Regions from separate parts of the Homo sapiens genome. Here regions 1 and 2 are each linked to region 3. A link is a contact called in ENCODE Hi-C data. All regions are on one chromosome and are shown on one strand. The core of a region is the stretch at or near the end of the contact, and the rest is flanking DNA. Distances in the headings are between cores, read along the strand shown.

The links. A loop is a pair of places that touch in the nucleus more often than their neighbours do. Pooled maps may share reads with other maps.
Region 1: a loop to region 3 is called in a map of HCT116, with 15 times the contacts of the local background. The contact joins the enhancer-like site here to the promoter of OLFM1 in region 3. A Hi-C loop is called at or near these places in 2 of 168 maps with a recorded cell type or tissue (HCT116 and endothelial cell of umbilical vein) and 7 of 50 pooled maps.
Region 2: a pooled map shows a loop between it and region 3 (3-fold over the local background). The contact joins the enhancer-like site here to the promoter of OLFM1 in region 3. A Hi-C loop is called at or near these places in 4 of 168 maps with a recorded cell type or tissue (A673, dorsolateral prefrontal cortex, endothelial cell of umbilical vein and 1 more) and 13 of 50 pooled maps.

What each region holds. Positions count from the first base shown.
Region 1 is chr9:135,603,544-135,606,494 of GRCh38, reverse strand. No RefSeq gene overlaps it. Among named protein-coding and RNA genes, the nearest start is that of LINC01502, 30 kb to the right of the region's middle. Within about 2 kb of position 1,339, at least 2 of the 41 ENCODE cell types and tissues checked have a DNase peak (open chromatin) inside an H3K27ac peak, as active enhancers do.
Region 2 is chr9:134,455,133-134,458,464 of GRCh38, reverse strand. The region is part of intron 1 of LOC105376311 (a long non-coding RNA gene); the gene reads right to left. Among named protein-coding and RNA genes, the nearest start is that of MIR4669, 77 kb to the right of the region's middle. RefSeq lists enhancers at 1,063-1,999, 2,000-2,937, 3,281-3,332. Within about 2 kb of position 1,869, at least 35 of the 41 ENCODE cell types and tissues checked have a DNase peak (open chromatin) inside an H3K27ac peak, as active enhancers do; they include A673, dorsolateral prefrontal cortex and endothelial cell of umbilical vein, where a contact is called at or near this core.
Region 3 is chr9:135,085,951-135,089,120 of GRCh38, reverse strand. It overlaps OLFM1 (olfactomedin 1), which reads right to left and starts at 1,453. Exons shown (of 6, transcript NM_001282611.2): 1 at 982-1,453. The coding sequence starts at 1,131. RefSeq lists enhancers at 1-797, 1,432-2,292, 2,293-3,153.

The DNA.
Region 1 (2,951 bases), core at 90-2,589, 520 kb before region 3:
GGTTTGCATTTCACAGGCCCCTGTCGGCGTGGTAAGGGGCCTTCTGCAGGCCAGGGTCCCAGTGGAGGAGGAGAAGACCGGACCCGTGCCTGCCTGTGGGGTGGCAGCCGCAGCCAGTCCCTGAAGCCCCACTGCTCTGCTGTGGGCTATTCCTGCCCCACCCCATCTGCACACCTTCCTGGCCAGCTGGGAGCCGTTCCACGGGGACCCTGTGAGGCTGCCACCTCCAGCCTCAGAACGGTGACCCCCTTGTGGCCTGGAGAGAACACATGTTCACTGAAAACAACTAGCAGGCTGGGCGCGGTGGCTCACACCTGTAATCCCAGCACTTTGGGAGGTTGAGGCAGGCCGATCACTTGACGTCAGGAGTTCGAGACCAGCCTGGCCAACATGGTGAAACCCCGTCTCTACTAAAAATACAAAAATTAGCCAGGTGTGGTGGGCGACTGTAATCCCAGCTACACCTGTAATCCCAGCTACTCAGGAGGCTGAGGCAGAAGAATAGCTTGAACCTGGGAGGCAGAGGCTGCAGTGAGCCGAGATCGTGCCACTGCACTTCAGCCTGGGCGACAGAGCGAGACTCCATCCCCCCAGAAAAAAAATTACATAGTGATGGGGTCTCCCTGTTTTGCCCAGGCTAGTCTTTGACCCCTTGGCTGAAGCGATCCTCCCGCTTCAGCTTCCCAAATAGCCAGGATGTCAGGTGTGAGCCCCCATGCCCAGCCTATGCCATCAGGTCCTGCCTCTTCCACCCAGGGAATCCCACGGGGACAGGGGGAGGGCAGAGGGGAAACAGGCTCTGAGCAGAGGGAGCCAGGTCCACTCATCAAGGAGCGGCAGGCCCAACAGTTGCCAATCACCCTCCCCTGCCACACTGATGTCCCAGCCAACACGGCCACCGGCGACCCTGAGACACGAGAGCTGATCAGGAGCCACTGGCCTGCATCCCAGGTGTGAAGGATAGGAGCCAGCATGGCCCAGGCAGTGTTGGGGACACCCATGGCCCCCTGGGGACCCCACTATCACTCACCAAGGCCAGGCTGGTGGGTCAGAGATGGAGGTCACCTGGGAGACAGTCAGGGCCCAAGCCTGGCCACATGGGCAGAAAGCCCGAGAAGCGTCGGGTGTCAGGTGCCCCAGATTCTGCAGATTCTCCCTTTGGACGTTTCCACCCAAACATGCCGCGTGGAAGCTGCCTCCATCCAGGCAGCGGGCCTTGGCGGTGCTCCAGGAACCTGCTCTTCCATAGCAAACAGGCCTGAAAACCCAGGCCAGAACTCCTTTTTGAAAACAAGTGGGAAAAAATAAACAAACTGAAAAGAATTCTGCTGAGACAGCGAGCAAAGCACTGGGACGTGCCGGCCACCCCCGAAAGGCACGGGAAGGGAGCCGGGACCCCAGTGTGCAGGTCACCCCGGAAGGAACCAGAAGGGAGGCGGGACCTGGGACCGACAGGATTCTCCTTCAAGACCTCCTGCCTTGCAGGTGTGCTTGGCAGTTCTCTCCCTCCCCTCTCCCTCCCTCCCTGCTTCCCTCCTTTCCTCCTTCCTCATTAGCAAGTCAGCAACACTCTGGAGGCTGAGACCCACCTGGCCGCTGTATGCTCTGGGCCTGCTGGGGGCTGAGGCTGAGGTGCCCTATGTCCGCCATCCCTCTTGCCCCGAACGCCCCCTTGGCCTGCTGGTTGTCATGGTCATGACGCCCACCTGTGTCCAAGGGTGAAGCTGCTTTCTTCAATGCACCATCACGGACATGGGGAGGCCAGTGCTGTGGCAGCGTTTCCAAATTAGCTTGACCCACAGGCACAGGGCACCCCCGGGAACCCCTACCAAACGCCCCCACCTCATGAGGAGTGTGTCCCCCATGCACGGCCAGGGGTGCGCTTTGGGATCTCAGAGGTATCCCCACGGAGGCACCCCAGGCCCTTGCGGGGTCTGAGCGTGCTGTGGTGGACAGGTGCAGCGGGCGGGAGGCAACCGTGTGAGTCTCAGCTTCTCGGCCTCTGAGCCGGGCTCGCCGTGCACAGCTCACACGGTGATGGTCTCTGTGCCTTGGTGGGCGGGTCAATGGACCCAGCGAACATCCGGCTCAACGGTGACAGCAAAGCCTACCTCGGAAGAATCCGGTTTAGGAAGAATCTGCGACTCTTAGGCTGCAGAGTGAGGGTGGGTGGCTCAGGCACAGCAGGTGTCTCAGAACGAGGGTTAGGGCCACAGAAAGACTCCCTGGTAGAAGTCCACCTGGTCCACTCGGTGGGGCTTCCGAGTCTTGCCCGACAGTTGCTGTCCTCCAGGGCTGTCATAAACGCAGATGAAAGCAGGATGGCTGGACTTCTTGGGTCACATTTTCCACCAATATTTCTGTAAAATTTGGCCCGATTTTTCCCAGGGCCCTTCCACGCACTCAGAGGACTCGGGCGCCACCAAGTGGCCATCGTGGGGACGTCAACGGCCGGGGTCGCACATCCTCCGGTGAGGCGAATTTTGTATGAGTTAAATCCTTCGGGATTCAAGGTGACAAACTCCTCGGGGGCTGCCTGTGGGCTCGGCATCCATTCTGTCCACGCTCCAGCCCCGGGAGCTCCAGCTGCCTGCAATGTTGGACTTGCTTCTAATTTGTCACTGCATTCCCTGCTCTTCTATAGGGATCAGCACCAGGGTTAGAAAACCTCTGAAGGCCGAGGCAAGTGGATCACCTGAGCTCAGGAGTTCGAGACCAGCCTGGCCAACATGGTGAAACCCCATCTCTACTAAAAGTATGAAAACTAGCTGGGCGTGGTGGCACACACGTATAGTCCCAACTACTCGGGAGGCTGAGACAGGAGAGTTGCTTGAACCTGGGAGGCAGAGGTTGCACTGAGCTGAGATCCTGCCTCCAACCTGGGTGACGAGAGTGAAACTCGGTCTCAAAAAAAAAAAAAAATTAAAATAAAGAAAGAAAGAAAGAAAGAA
Region 2 (3,332 bases), core at 620-3,119, 630 kb after region 3:
CACCGCAGGCTCCGTGGCCCTCTGCATCTCACCCTGGCCATGGCGGGAGCCATGGGGCCTCGACAAGCACAGGCCCTGCTGCTCAGGCCCGTCTGCAGAGGCCTCAGCGGCCCACCTGCAGAGTGGGAAGGGGGTCTGTGGGGGGGTTCCCCGTGGGCCTTAAAAGTCCACCAGAGGCTTGACCAAGGTGAGCCCAGAGGGAGGGTGCAGGCCTTGGCCCCTGGTAGACTGAGTGCCAGAGGGCAGGGCCTGGGTCTCAGGGCACAGCACCAGTCAGCTGTCAATAAACACCGGTGGATGCGACTCCGAGGCCTCCGGCAGACACGCTCGTCCACACCATGGAACTGGGCTTCCCCTTCAGGCTTCATTTCAAGGCGTTTCTGAGACTACACCTGGAGATGACAGGACACTACACCACAGTCCAGAGACCCTGTCTGTGACGGCCTCAAGGCAGAAGTACTTGCCACGTGGCAGGCAAACCCTTCCTGCCCTGGGGGTCCCCTTGCACTAAAAAGCCTCAGGGGTCTGGGGCAGGTCTGGGAGAGGCTGTGTCCTTCGCCCAGAGGCCTGGGCTCCATCAGGGTGCAGCACTGTCCCTGGGAAGCCCTTGGACTCTTGGGCAGAGAAGCAGCAGAGAGAACCACCCCAGCTCCTGAGATTTCAGGGCAGGCAGGACCCAGCTCAGGATGACCCCAGGGCAGGAGGGACAGAGATAGTGACCAGAAGCTGGGGACACTGTGAGAGACACAGACCCCGGCCCCACCCCACAGGACACAGAGGGACACAGACCCCGGCCCCACCCCACAGGACACAGGGGGACACAGACACTGGCCCCACCCCACAGGACACAGAGGGACACAGACCCCAGCTCCACCCGACAGGACACAGGGGGACACAGACCCCAGCCCCACCACACAGGACACAGGGGGACACAGACCCCGGCCCCACCCCACAGGACCCAGAGGGACACAGACCCCGGCCCACCCCACAGGACACAGATGGACACAGACCCCGGCCCCACCACACAGGACACAGATGGACACAGACCCCGGCTCCACCCGACAGGACACAGGGGGACACAGACACTGGCCCCACCACACAGGACACAGAGGGACACAGACCCCAGCTCCACCAGACAGGACACAGGGGGACACAGACCCCGGCCCCACCACACAGGACACAGAGGGACACAGACCCCAGCCCCAGCTGACAGGACACAGGGGGACACAGACCACGGCCCCACCCCACAGGACATAGAGGGACACAGACCCCAGCTCCACCCAACAGGACACAGAGGTACTCAGACCCCAGCCATACCCTACAGGACACAGGGGGACACAGACCCGGGGTCCACCCCACGGGACATAGAGGGACACAGACCCTCGGCCCACCCCACAGGATGCTGGGACGATGGAGACACCCAGCCGCATGCTACAGGACACTGTGGAAACCGCTGATCCTGGGGCCATTGGAAAGCAGGGAGCCCTGAGGGCCTGGCCATGGCCCCCCTGCCAGCCCGGACCCCCATAGCTCTGCCTTGGAGTGGAAGCTTAGCTCTAGGCAAGGCCGGGCCATTTCTGTCCAGGAGCCTGTGGGGTCAGATGGGGTAGATGCAGGCTGAGCAGGGGAAGGCACAGCTGGAGCTCGGAGGGCGATTGGGGACAACCCAGCATGTCCAAAGTTAGGGACCCCCTCTCCCAGCTACAGCTTCCCTCCTTCTGGGAGAGACCCCTGTTGGTGGGCTGTCGGGCTGGAGCATGGCCGGCAGCTGGCCCGAGCCATGTTTCGTGGGGTGTGTGTCACCACGCAGTCCGCGAGCTTCATAGTTTCCCACTGACGTCACCGCATGGCTAGAATGTGAAGTGACTGCAAACCCTCAGAGGCATAATTGCAGTTGTCTTTGCAAAGTGAAATCAGATGGCTTTTGCAAACCTCCCCCAGCCCTGCCTTCTCCCCGCGGCTCTCCCTTTTTTTTTTATTATGTTCCTTGGGCCACATCCAGATGTTTCCTGCAACTACAACCCTCCAAAAGTTACACAAAGAGAGCGAGAGCGTGCAGCTTCCTGCCTGCAGGGTGGAAGTGGCGACGTGGCAGGGTGGGGGCGGCCACGTCTACAGGGTGGGCGGGGGCGACCACGTCAGCAGCTGGGGCAGCAGGCTCCAGGCAGGTCCCAGCCCCCTGCCTCCTTGTGCCTGGGGTCTGGGCGCTGAGAGACAAGGCCGGAGGGCCACGGTGCATGAGGGACAGCCCCTTCCGGCCGCTGCGGCCCTGGCCCAGCAGTGGGCCGAGTGGAGACCGCGGCCGGGAAGGAGCAGGGCACCTCGGTCAAGATCAGCCTTTGGGTTCGGGCTGCTCCGGGCGCCACTCCCAGCTGCGCTACTTACACGTGTGGCCTGGGAGCCACGTCTCCACCGGAACCTCTGTTTCCACGGCGATAGGGGTGGTTGCTGGGAGCTTTAATTAAAACCAGTCTCTGTCCACTGCTGGCAGCAGGGAGCGCCTCACCTGGACCCAGGCACCTAGGACAGGTGTGGTCTCGGAAGACACAGCAGAGCCCGACACGGAGGGGCTTACAGGGGAAGGGCCTTGAAGGAGGCCCAGGGTTTCCTGAGGCACAGGCAGGGAAGGGGGGCCGAGGCGAGGAAGCGGCTTTATCAGAGGCCTGGCAGCTGGGCACAAACGCCGTGGGGGCCCAAGGCGTCCCTGAGAGAGACGCACGTGAGGGTCTCTGGAGAAGGAGGTCCGCCATTTCCAGGGAAAGGGGACACCTGTAGGTTTCCCCTGCGGCATCCCTCTGTCCTGTCTGCCTCCCTCGCCCAGAGGATTCCCAACTGTAGGGGGCAGGCAGGGCTGGCTCACGCCTGACCTCAGTCCACAGCCTGTCCCTCTCTGACCTAGGCCATCCCTGGGTGTAGGCACAGTCCCTGGTGGGCAGAGCTGGGAACGTGGACAGGTGGAGACAGGTGTCAAGGCCAGGCAAAGGCTCAGCAAAATGTCTAGAGGGGGTAAAATGGCCCCCGAACCTTCCAAGGGCTGTTTCAGAAATAGGACTTGAAAGTTCGTAGTCAACCCAGGCTGACACCTCCTCATCACCTGCCTTCAGAACCCATCCATGGAAATGCTGACACTGCAGTTCAGGGTCCCCAAACCACCCTCAGGCTCAGGGACGTGCTGGACTGGCTCACAGAACTCAGCCAGGCAGCGATACCCGAGGTCAGGGTTTAGCGCCGTGAAAGGACATAGCCTCGAACCAGCAAACTGGGCATCTCTAGAGGGCAGGGTTTAGGGGAGACCAGACTCCAGCACCCAGGGGTCTTCTCTCAGTAGAGTC
Region 3 (3,170 bases), core at 204-2,703:
CACACCACGGAGCCCTCTTCGCAGGGCACTAAACCCCTGGCAGCAAAAAGAGAGAGGGAGGGAGACTCACGTCCTTCACCTCTCCTTTCAGCCTAAAGGGCCAGTGGTCTGGGGCGCGCCTTCCCGGCAGCGGCCCCTTCCCCGCGCGGCCCTCCGGGTGGCGGTTTCAGCTCAGCCTCGCTCAGCCATCTAAGTCAGCTCTGCCCAGAAGCAGCCCCGGCCACGGTTCCCCTCCCGCTAGGCTCGAGAGGGAGACGCGATTTCAATTTCAGAGGCCAGGAGGGAGGGGTGCGCGCAGAAGACGAAGGCAAAGGCGAGGGGGTGAGCGCCCAAGGGCAGGCTCCCAGGGGCCCCACCCAAGCCCCTCGGCACCGTCCTCGGAGGAGAAGGAACAAACCCTCCTATGGACTGGGGAGGAAAGGGCGCCTTGGGACTTTGGGAATGCAGGCGCGGGCAGGAGCTCCGGAGCCCACCGGCTGGGGCCCCACTCCCAGCCCGGTCCGGCCAGTCTGGCTTTTACAAACTAGGGCGGGCTCAGTCCCCGCTGGACCGAGCCCAGACTAGGGTCTAGCGGCGGCTCCACCCCTCACTCGCTGAGTGTGACCTTGGACAAGTCCCCAAGTCCCCAGCCTTAGTTTCCTAACCTTTTCAATGGGGGGCTCATGATTACTGACCCAGGACTCCAAGCCTCCGAGAACCCACCAAGCTCCCCCGGCCCCGCGGCGAGGGGCCCAGACGAAGGAAACGCCGCCCCAGGGGCGCGCGGGCGGAGATGGAGTGGCCCAGGCTGGGGGAGCGGGGAGCAGGGTCGCCACCGCTGCGCCGGCCCGCGACGCCTGCCCTTGCCCGCCCTGCTCCCCGCCGCCTCCCTGGGCGACTCGGGTCCCGCGCGGCGCCCGCCCAGCCCGGGGCTCCGGACCGAGGAGGGGGAGGAGGAGGAGGAGGAGGAGCCGCGCCAAGGCGGCCGGCGGGCGCACTTACGCCGGTGCTGCGGTCCAGCGTCCCGCCGCCGGCCGCCGAGAGCTTGGTGGTGTTGAGGCCCACCAGCGAGGGCAGCGTCTGGGACATCCAGTTAGTGATCATGGCCATGGTGCTCAGCACGACCCCGATCTTGAGCAGCGGCACCGACATCGCGCCTCGAGCTGCCTCCAGCGCCCGCTCCGAGCTGGCACCGGCTCCCGCGCCCAGGCGGCCTTCAGGCGGCGGGCACCGCGGCGGGCAGGGGCGCCTGGCTGTGTCCCCGCGCCCCCTCGGCCCGCCGCCGCCCGCCCGCCGCCGCCGCCGCCCCGCGCGCCCCGGCCATCGCCGCGCCTTCCCCGGGCGCCAGGGAAGGTGGCCAGGTGGCCTCTGCCCGCCGCGCCCTGCGCCTCGCGCCGCCCGCCCTGCGCCCTGCCTTGCCCGGCTGCGTCCCTCCGGGCTCCTCCGCCGCCACCGGGAAGCGCCGTCCGGCTCTGAGCGCTGCGCGGGCTGCGCGCGGGGGCCGCGGCCGGGAGGCGGGGCTCGGCCGGGCGGGACCGACGCAATCCGCCCAGGAAATGGGTGGATTTTTCCTCTCGCTCGGCTCCCCGCCGCCCCCTGGCTGCTGGCAGCGAGGTCTGCAAACTCCAGTCCGCCCAGGAGTTGGGATCAGGGTGACATGAGGAGACGGACACACCACCACCCCCAGATCATAAAATACCCGGCGGCGGCGCGGGGACTCCAGCTGGGGGCACGGCCCGCGGCCCTCCCGTCCCGGGGCTTCTCCCATCCTCACGCCGGGGCATCCCTCTCCGATCCCCGCAGAGGGTCCGCTTTGGGGCAAAGGTTGCCGGCAGAGAGACGGCGCCGTCCTGCCTACTGGAGCCCTTTTCCGCGGTGATTCGAGGGTCCCAGCCAGCCTGGGCCGTCGCCTGAAACCCAGCAGGCAGGGCAGGCTCCGAAAAGCAGCCAGACTCGCGAGGGCCTCCAGCGCCAGGGGGGCGTCGGGGCATCGGTGGAGAGCTAAAGGCGCCCCTGCGATCCCAGGGCAGCCGCGGTGCCCTAAGGCCTTGCTTGGGAGGAAGGGAGCCAACCGGCACTCCTGACACCTGCACAGCAAGGCGGGGGCTGGGGTGGTCTGCCGTGGCCCGCGGTGCGCAGTGAGGGCCCTGGGAGGGCGCACACCCGGCAGGAGCTGCATAAGGTCTGGGGCTCAGGCCTGGACCTCAGGAGCTGAAGGGACCACGCCCATGAACCTGGTGTTGGGGAGGTGGGTGTGTGGGGCGGGGACTGGGGTCTGTGGTGGAGGGGTGTGGGTTGGGGGGTGTCCTTACTGACTCAGGGGTGGCGCTCGAGTCATGGCGCCCAGGCACAGAGGCAGGGCAAGTGGCGCACGCTGCCCCTCTTCCCGGCCCTCTGCGGCGACCGCAGCAGGACTCACGCGTGTCAGTCCCACCTGAAGCGCAGGCCTGACTGGGTCAAACACGTTAATAGGGCTTTTGCATTTACAGAAGGCTTCTAATCGGAGATGAAAGCCACTTCCTCCGGGGCCTTCCATTAAGCTTTCCCAGCCATTTGGGAAGGAAAGAATCCTCCAGATCACTCACTACACTCTTCTCTGCCTGGGCGAAAATTAATCTCCCTTCCTGGATGGGATTTGAAAGACGGACGCCGGGCCGGAAGGAGCGCGCCTCCCTGGCGCCCGCCTGAGAGGAACAACGCCTTCCTGGGGCTTTTCTCTCTGTGTGCGCAGTCCTCGGCTGAAGAGACTTCAGCTGCAGCCAAGATGATCCTGGCCTGAGTGCTGGGTGTGAGACCCGCTAGTTAAATGAGCCCCTCAGATCTGCTTTTCTGATTAATGCTGTAATCTCAGGCAGCCGGGCTGGGTCGGATGCCAGGAAATTCCAACTGTTGGGGAAGGGCGCCATCTCCCAGTGTAAGCTGGGACTGCAGGCCCGGCTCACAGACTGGGCCCAGGCGGAGACACAAGTCCGGTTGGGCTGGCTTCGCCCCCCTCCTCTGGCCATGCATGTTTAACACCGATTCAAGGCCACAAGCCGTGTCTGTCCAGATCACTCACGCCGCTTCCCGCTGCGGAAGGACAAGGACCACTTGTTCTGCGGGAACAAATTCAAATGCAACCCAATCCAATCCACAAAACTGTCAGGCCATCTCAGAAGCCATAGACATTTATTTATTTAACGAAGTAAAAG